Regions from separate parts of the Homo sapiens genome. Here region 2 is linked to region 1. Evidence: read pairs that join two places in POLR2A ChIA-PET (ENCODE). Cell type or tissue: MCF 10A. All regions are shown on one strand.

Evidence for each region. ChIA-PET counts read pairs that join two places held together with the same protein. Peaks named below come from ENCODE experiments on the same cell type or tissue, not always from the same donor. Only the 100,000 strongest peaks of a DNase experiment are listed, where the experiment ranks them.
Region 2: POLR2A ChIA-PET joins it to region 1 with 6 read pairs; 2 of 35 experiments call an interaction of 5 or more read pairs at or near these places.

Annotation. Positions count from the first base shown.
Region 1 is chr10:70,773,184-70,777,183 of GRCh38, forward strand. It overlaps TBATA (thymus, brain and testes associated), which reads right to left. Exons shown (of 11, transcript NM_001318241.2): 7 at 3,970-4,000; 8 at 2,006-2,087; 9 at 1,030-1,174. Among named protein-coding and RNA genes, the nearest start is that of TBATA, 10 kb to the right of the region's middle. RefSeq lists an enhancer at 3,068-3,895 and a silencer at 3,164-3,345. In MCF 10A, no CTCF peak of the experiment used is centred here; a DNase peak (open chromatin) is centred at 2,068.
Region 2 is chr10:70,603,122-70,607,121 of GRCh38, forward strand. No RefSeq gene overlaps it. Among named protein-coding and RNA genes, the nearest start is that of PRF1, 2.4 kb to the left of the region's middle. In MCF 10A, no CTCF peak of the experiment used is centred here; no DNase peak of the experiment used is centred here.

The DNA.
Region 1 (4,000 bases):
GGAACACCAAGTCCAAGGCCTTGCAAGAACCCATGACTTCAAGAAACCTCAGTCCACCCCTACCCCTGCTTCTTCTCACCAAGCCCACCCATGCTCCAGACACCTCAAACTTGTCATTCCCCAGTTGTATACCTTCCTGACTTCCATGCCTTCACCCAGGCTGGTCCCACTTCCCGGGATGACCTTTTCCCAAGCTTTCATTTGCTCAGTCAAATCCTACCACTCCTATCAGTGTTTCCCAAACTCTGTTGGAAACACTCAGGTGACTGTTAAAAATACAGGCCCCCCCGGCTTCACCCCGGCCTGCTATGTTAGAATCTTTAGGGGTCTGCATTTTTAACAAGCTCCCGGGGAGAATCTGAGTGCTGCTGGCTTTGGGAGTCAGTCGGGTCCAAGACTGAATCCCAGCCCTTCTGCCGACCAGTCAGGTTACTTTGGGTAGGCCATTCTATTGTTCCTGAGCCTCAGTTTTCCCATCTGTAAAATGGAGCTAATACTGCCTCAGTGGGTTGTTGGATGGACTAGAAAAACGTGGAACACCCAGCGGTGTCAGGCAAACTTATCGCTGCTCAGTGGCCTTGCTGACTCTCAGGCTCCACTCACCTGCCTTGTGAGGCCTCCCCCAGTTCGTAATTAATCTTTCTCTTCCAGCCATCAGGGCACTTAGTACTGGTATAAAACCACTGCCTTGTGTTAGCATTTTCTCTCTACTCATGTCTTCCCATAGACCAAAGAGCTTCTGAAGAGTTAGGTGTGGCTAATCCAGCCTTATCTGGTTAAAATTGACTCCGGTGGCCCCCTTGGGGTGTCCCCAGCCCTGGCAGTTTGGGGGCTGGTCTGGCTGTGTTGGCCTTGAAGTGGCTTGGGTAGCACTAGAAGGTCCCTGGGGGAGGGGCTGGGCCTCTGCCTCCAGGACAGACTTAGTCAGCCCAGACCCTGGTCAGCGCCAGGCTCCCTTCTCCAGGTCCCACTGGCCTCACCTGGGAGGACAGAAGGCTGCAGAAGGGCAGGGCGGGGTGCGGGGCCCACCTGCAGGGTGGCTCTTGCTTCTCTTGAGGAGGTTCATGCACTTCTGGAAGCTGGCTTAGGAGCTTTTCTGTAGGGATGGAGACTAGGGGCTGGGGAAGGAGCTGAGCCACTGCTGTCTGCAGGAGTCCCAGAGCGAGGTCTTTTTCTGAAAGCACAGCCCGGGGGCAGTGTCCTCAGCCCCCAGCCCCCTTCCTGTCCCTGTGGCGGGGCCAGAAGCAGGGCCTCCATCCAGGGCAGCTTTCTCTAAGCATCCCACCTTCTGCCCTCAGGTCCCCTCGGGAGAGCTCCCCCTTCTCTCCTGGCCCATGTGTGCAGAGCCCCTAGCCCTTTCACATCCCTGTCCTGCCACATGAGGATGTGTACGCCTTGTTCTTGGCCCCAGCTGGCCCTCCTGCCCACCATATCCCCGGGCCCACGCTGGGAAGTCTACTGGGGACCTGCCTTCCTCCTCCCCCTTCTCCTTCACTCTCCTGTCCAGGAAGTCTTCTCCAATTAGCTTCCTGGTTCTCATCACTCCTCACCCTTCTACTCAGATGCACCCCCTACCCACTGTCCCAGTGCGTCCGCGTGTGTATTCCTGTGTTCATGTGTATACACATGAGTAGCCTTATGTGCATCTACTTGCACCTGTGTGTGTGTGGGGGTCTCCCAATGCAACGTGTGAGGGGCTGTGTCTGCTAAGTTCAGTCTTTGGATTTTTTCCTCCCAGGTGCCTAGGCCTGGGGTCAGCATGAAAGAGGGGTCCCCTCCAAGGAGCAGGGGTAAGGAAATCCTGCTGAGGAATTGGGGAGGAGGAAGCAGAGATGCTGTCCAGCTGGGAAGGGTTAGTTTGGGGCTCCAAAGTGGAGGAGAGGCCTCCATGGAAGGCCCCCTCCAGGGTGGGAGCTGAGGGACATTTGAGTCCTGCAGAACCAGAGATCAAGGGCAGGACCTTGGCAGCCTCCACTGAGACAGTGCTGCGGGGCTGTGTCCTCACCCTTGGGCGGAGCGTAGAGCAGCCAGAACTGGATTGCGCTTAGCAAGTCTGTTTCCAGGATCCGACACAGGAGCTCCAGGACCTGTGGGCAGGAGGCCAGCACATTCCAGCCAGGAGTACAGGCAAGGAGTACAGGCAAATGTAGGTTTGGAGGGCACCAAGGAGACCCTTCCCCCAAAGTGGGCTCCCAGAGGCGCCTGCTGGGCTAAACGTGTTCCCACAAGGGTCTGTGCCTTTTCCTCCACATTGGGCTTTGCACTTAACGGAGGGCTTTGTCTCACAACAGTCCAGGAGGAAGATTCTTAATCTTCCTGCTGGACGGGTGGAGAATCCGAGGCCCTGAGAGGGGATGCTAGCAGGTAGTTGGTGGCAGGACACGACCTCAGCGAAAGGTTCTGTGGACCCCACATCCCTGAAGCCTGCTTGGCTGGTTATTCCCTAGGGCCCCCTCACTGGGAAGCCAAGGTCCGAGCTGGCCAGTCAGCTCCTCAGAGACACACCAAATCCCACATGCCCAGGGCCTTGGTGTGGGGATTTCAGGAACCCCATGGTAAGCCATACCCTAAAAGTCCCAGAGTCTGGGGATGTTGGAAAAGGGATGGGGGAAGCCCAGAGGGCAGCCTGAGGCGGGGCAGCACAGGCCGGTTCTGCAAACTGCTCAGCACCGGCTCCCTCCTGCAGAGCTGTGGGCATGCTTGGCTCCTTGCTGCATCCTCAGTCTTTGACATCTTTGCTACTTCCGGGCTCATTTTCCCCTGCGTTCTCCAGTCAGTTAGCATCAGGAAAAGATCCAGCTGTGTCTGGGATGGGCTATGGGGGCTCCCTAGGCCAGACTGCTGCTGGTGGCTGTAGCTATGGCAGGCTGGAGTTGGGGCCTGAGGTGAAAGGTGGAAGCCCTGGAGTCCTAAGAAAGTGAGGCCCCCTCAGCTCCTGGCGGTCAGTCATCCTAGGACCTGGAGGGGCCCGTCGGTCCCCAGCAGGTCGGCCTCATCCTCAGCAGAGTGGAATCTGGGCTGGGCCTCTCCCCAGGCCTCTGCCTGCTTAGGGGTCCACCCTCGTCCCCAGATGCCCACCCGCTGTGCTGACCCACCCTGACCTGCCCCTGGGCCCTTCTCCATTCTCTGTGTCCAACTTACCTGCCTTGTGCCCCCTCCCCACAGGACCTGAGAACCTAATTCCAGGTGAGGTGAGGCCGCCCTATGGTGGAGAAAGCACCTTAGTCCTGGCTATGCTGCTCCGTCTCAGGGGACCTGGCCCATGGACTATCACTTGGCAGGGCCTCGGCCTCCCCATCCGTGGCATGGAGGTGCTGAACCCTGTCTGCTCTATCCACTTTGCTGCATTGTGGTAAGGTTTCAGAGGGAGTGTGTGCCTGACAGTGCTGGTCACAAGGAAGGTGGCAGAATGCTGGGTCTACCTCTGGCCTTTCTTGGAGGACATCCGTGCATTTTCACAGGGACCTCTGACGCCTTCACCCACCGGGATGAGGCATGGACTCATCTCAGGCCTCAGTGGGGAAACGTGAGCATGGAGGAGGTGGGCTCTGGGCTCACTGAAGCACAAGCCAGGCCCCTCGCTGAGTGTGGACACCAGGCTGGGCCTAGCCATGCAGGCTGTGGGGTGCGGCCTGCTGTGATGGGCAGGACCTCCTTCTTCAACCCACCATTGCAGCTCCCTTCACTAACTCAGCAAATGCTACAGCTGGAAGGGACCCTCGACAACAGTGCGTTCATGCTTCCAGTGGAGAGATCACGGAACTAGGGCCCAGGGAGGGGAAAGGACTCACATGGAAACCTAGAGGCAGCAGGGGGTCATAGCCCCTGCTGCTGACTCCACAGGGCTGGAGTTTTCTGTTCTTAACAGTCCTAGGCACCAGTATCCCTGGGAGGGGCCTTGCCCTAAAGCGGTTTGTAAGACCCCTAATGTGGAGAGCCAGGAGCCTGGGAGCAGAACTGGGCCCTCACCAGCAGCTCCTGATCCTGAAGGAGGAAAGCC
Region 2 (4,000 bases), 170 kb before region 1:
GGGGCTTGGGCAGCTCGGTTATGCACCAGCAGTGTGGACTGGTAGGGTTCTTCAGCCTCACTGTGCCTCAGTTTCTTCACTGAACAATTGGGATTGTAGGTCATGTAGACCCTAGGGGTTGTTGTGAAGTGCTTGGAACTGTGCCTGGCCCTTCTTGAGTGTCAGAGCCTGTGGCCATTCCCTCCTCCCTGAGTGGGAGAAGAGAGATGTTGCTCTAATCTTGCCATCCACTTCCTGCTCAACCTACATCCCACCCTAGCCCAGGCTCCGAACTCCAAGCATGTTCCTCGAACAGGGGCTCCTGCTCCTCGCTTTGTGAGGACAGCCAGTGGCCTCCACGCTGGCTCCAGCCCTGCTGAGGTCGTGGGTGCTGGTGAGAGTGGTCTGGTAGCACCGGAGGACATGTCTTCTGCACTCTGCCTTGCTTGAGGTCAGGGTGGGGTGAGGTTTCCATGGGTGGAGTGACTCACAGGGCACTGGGGGGCAAAATCACACGGCTTCTGGGGTGGGGGCAGCTGGGTAAGGGAGGAGGTGGTTCTCACAACTTGTTCTCATAACTGTGTATATGATGGGAAGAAGTGGCCGCAGGCTCCAGACCACATGTGACATCATGTCTCATGGGTCACACTTTGGGGCTCATCCCTTGCGTTTATGTCCCTGCTTCCGTCCCTGCTCTTACAGGAACAGGGGCTTATGCTGTCTTCTCGGAATCTGGCCCCATCTTCTCTCCGCAGTGTCCCCACCCTCTTCTAGAAACTGCAGCCTCCTGATCACTTTCCAGCTGTCACCCATGGCCTGACTTGGATGCTGAGGCTGTGAGGAGTTTCTTTCCTGACCATGACAGGAAGGCCGGTTTGAGGGACATAGAAGTCCTGCAAAGTATCTGCGGGAAAAGAGAGGCAAAGTCTAAACAGGTTCTGATCCCAGCTTCACCAGAAACTTACCGTATGCCTCACGGCGATAGATATCAACCCCCTTTCTGAGCGTTAGTTTCCTCACCTATAAAATCAAAGAGAGGACTTTGGAATTCTACACATCCTTCCAGCTAATGATAAAATGTACACTTGGCAGGTTTCAAGTGGCTTATGAAGTGGCTAATGCCCAAGAGATGCTAGTGGTTGTTAGGGGATCCATTAAAGAGCCGAAATGACATTGAGGGTGATGACTGTTTTTGACTCGTTTAACTGATGACAGCTGTCCTTCTGAAACTTGACACTTGAATGTGCATTAAGCAGAGTTTTTCCTCAGAGACACAAGTTTCAACAAGTGCGTAATTTGTTCAATCACCAGACACCATGTATATGGTTTTCTTTAGTAACAACAATCTTTAGATGTAATTCACATACCATATAATTCACCCATTTCAAGTATATGATTCAATGGCTTTAGTATGTTCACAGAGTTGTACAGCCACCGCTACAGTCAATTTTAGAACATCTTCATCACTTTCCAGAAATAAAACCTATACCCACTGGTGGTCATTTCTCATTTCTTTTTCTTTTTCTTTTTCTTTTTTTTTTTTTTTTTGAGATGAAGTCTTGATTTGTCACCCAGACTGGAGTGCAGTGGCATGATCTCGGCTTACTGCAACCTCTGCCTCCCAGGTTCAAGCGATTCTCCCACCTCAGCCTCCCCAGTAGCTGGGACTACAGGCATGCGCTACCACGCCTGGCTAATTTTTTTTTTTTTTTTTTGTATTTTTAGTAGAGACGGGGTTTCACCATGATGGCCAGGCTGGTCTTGAACTCCTGATCTGCAAGTGATCAGCCCACCTTGGCCTCCCAAAGTGCTGGGATTACAGGCGTGAGCCACCGTGCCTGGCCATTTCTCATTTCTTCATAACGCTAATCTACTTTATCTCTCTGTTAATTTTCCCATTTTCGACAATTCATATAAAAAGAATCATAGCATATGTGGCCTTTTGTGTCTGGCTTGTTTCATTTAACATAATACTTTCAAGGTTCATCCATGTTGTAGCATGTATCAGTACTTTAGTCCATTTCATGGCTGAATAATATTATATTATATGGACATATCACAATTTGTTTACCCATTCATAACTGATGGATTTATTGGTTGTTTCTACTTTTTAGCTGTTATGAATAATGCTGTTATGAACATTTGTGTACAGGTTACTGTGTGGACATATGTTTCCATTTCTCCTGAGTATATATCTAGGAGTGGACTTGCTGGGACATGTGGTAACTATAGGTTTAACTTTTTGAGGAAGTGTTTTCCAACGTGATTGCATTGTTTTGCATTTCTCCAGCAGCTTATGAGAGTTCTAATTCCTCCTTTCCAAATCAAACCAAGGTTCCACTAGTTCCTTGCCAAACCTTGATTATAGCCATCCTGGTGGGTGTGAAGTCGTACCTCATTGTGGTTTTGACTTGGATCTCCCCAGTGGCTAATGAAGTTGAACATCTTTCCATATGCTTATTGGCCATTTGTACACCTTCTTTGGAGAAATGTCTATTCAAGTCCTTTGCCCCTATTTTGAACTGAGTTGTCTTTTTATTGTTGAATTGTAATAGCTCTTTCTACGTTTTGACTTCTAGACCCTTGTCAGATATAGAATTTGCAAATATTTTTTCCTATTTTGGCAGTTGTCTTTCTTTTCACTTTCTTGAGGGTGCCCTTGAAGTATAAAAATATTTTACTTTTGGCCAGGCATGGTGGCTCACATCTGTAATGCCAGCACTTTGGGAGGCCAAGGTAGGAGGATCGCTTAAGTCCAGGAATTCAAGACCAACCTAGGCAATGTGGCAAAACCCTGTCTGTACAAAAAATACAAAAATTAGCCAGGCATGGTGATGTGTGCCTGCTTTTTGGGATAGTTCCAAATAGTTCCAGCTATTTGGGAGGCTGAGGTGCGAGGATTGCTTGAGCCCAGGAGTTCGAGACCAGCCTGGGCAACATGGCAAGACCCTGTCTCTGGAAAAAAAAAAAAAAATTAGCTGAGAGTGGTGGCACACACACACCCCTGTAGTCCAAGCTACTCAGAAGGCTTAGGTGGGAGGATTTCTTGAGCCTGAGGGGTCGAGGCTGCAATGAGCCAAGATCGCACCGCTTTACTCTGGCCTGGGTGACAGATCGAGACACTGTCTCAAAAAAAAAAAAAAGATTTTACAGGCCGGGAGGGGTGGCTCATGCCTGTAATCCCAGCGCTTTGGGAGGCCGAGGCAGGCGGATCACGAAGTCAGGAGATCGAGACCATCCTGGCTAACACAGTGAAACCCCGTCTCTACTAAAAAAATACAAAAAATTAGCCGGGCGTGGTGGCGGGCGCCTGTAGTCCCAGCTACTCAGGAGGCTGAGGCAGGAGAATGGCATGAACCCAGGAGGCGGAGCTTACAGTGAGCCGAGATCATGCCACTGCACTCCAGCCTGGGTGACAGAGCAAGACTCTGTCTCAAAAAAAAAAAAATTTTTTTACTTTTGTTGAAGTTCAATTTACCTATTTTTTTCTTTTGTTGCTTATATTTTTAATGCCATATCTAAGAAGGTTCTGCCTAATCCAAGATCATGAAGATTTATTCCTATGTTTTCTTCTAAGAGTTTTATAGTTTTAGCTCTTATATTTAGGTCTATTATCCATTTGGAGTTAATTTTTGTGTATGGAAAGGGGTCCAACTTCATTCTTTTGCATGTGGATATCGTATATGGTTTTGATTTTTTTAGGTTATAAAATACCTGCTTTAGATAGAACAGTGCCATAAATCTTGCTATCTTGGAATGTTCATGTCCCTCCAAGATTCATGTTGAAACTTAATCCTCAATGCAATAGTATTAAGGAGTGGGGCCTTTAGGAGGTAATTAGGTCATGAGGGTTCTGCCTTCATGAATGGGATTAGTGCCCTTATAAAAGGGCTTGAGGGAGTCTGTTTGTACCTTCTTGCTCTTCTGCCCTTCCACCATATGAGGTCACAGCAACAGGCACCGTCTGTGGAGCAGAGAGCAAACTTTCACCAGATACCACGTCTGCTGGTACTTTGATCTT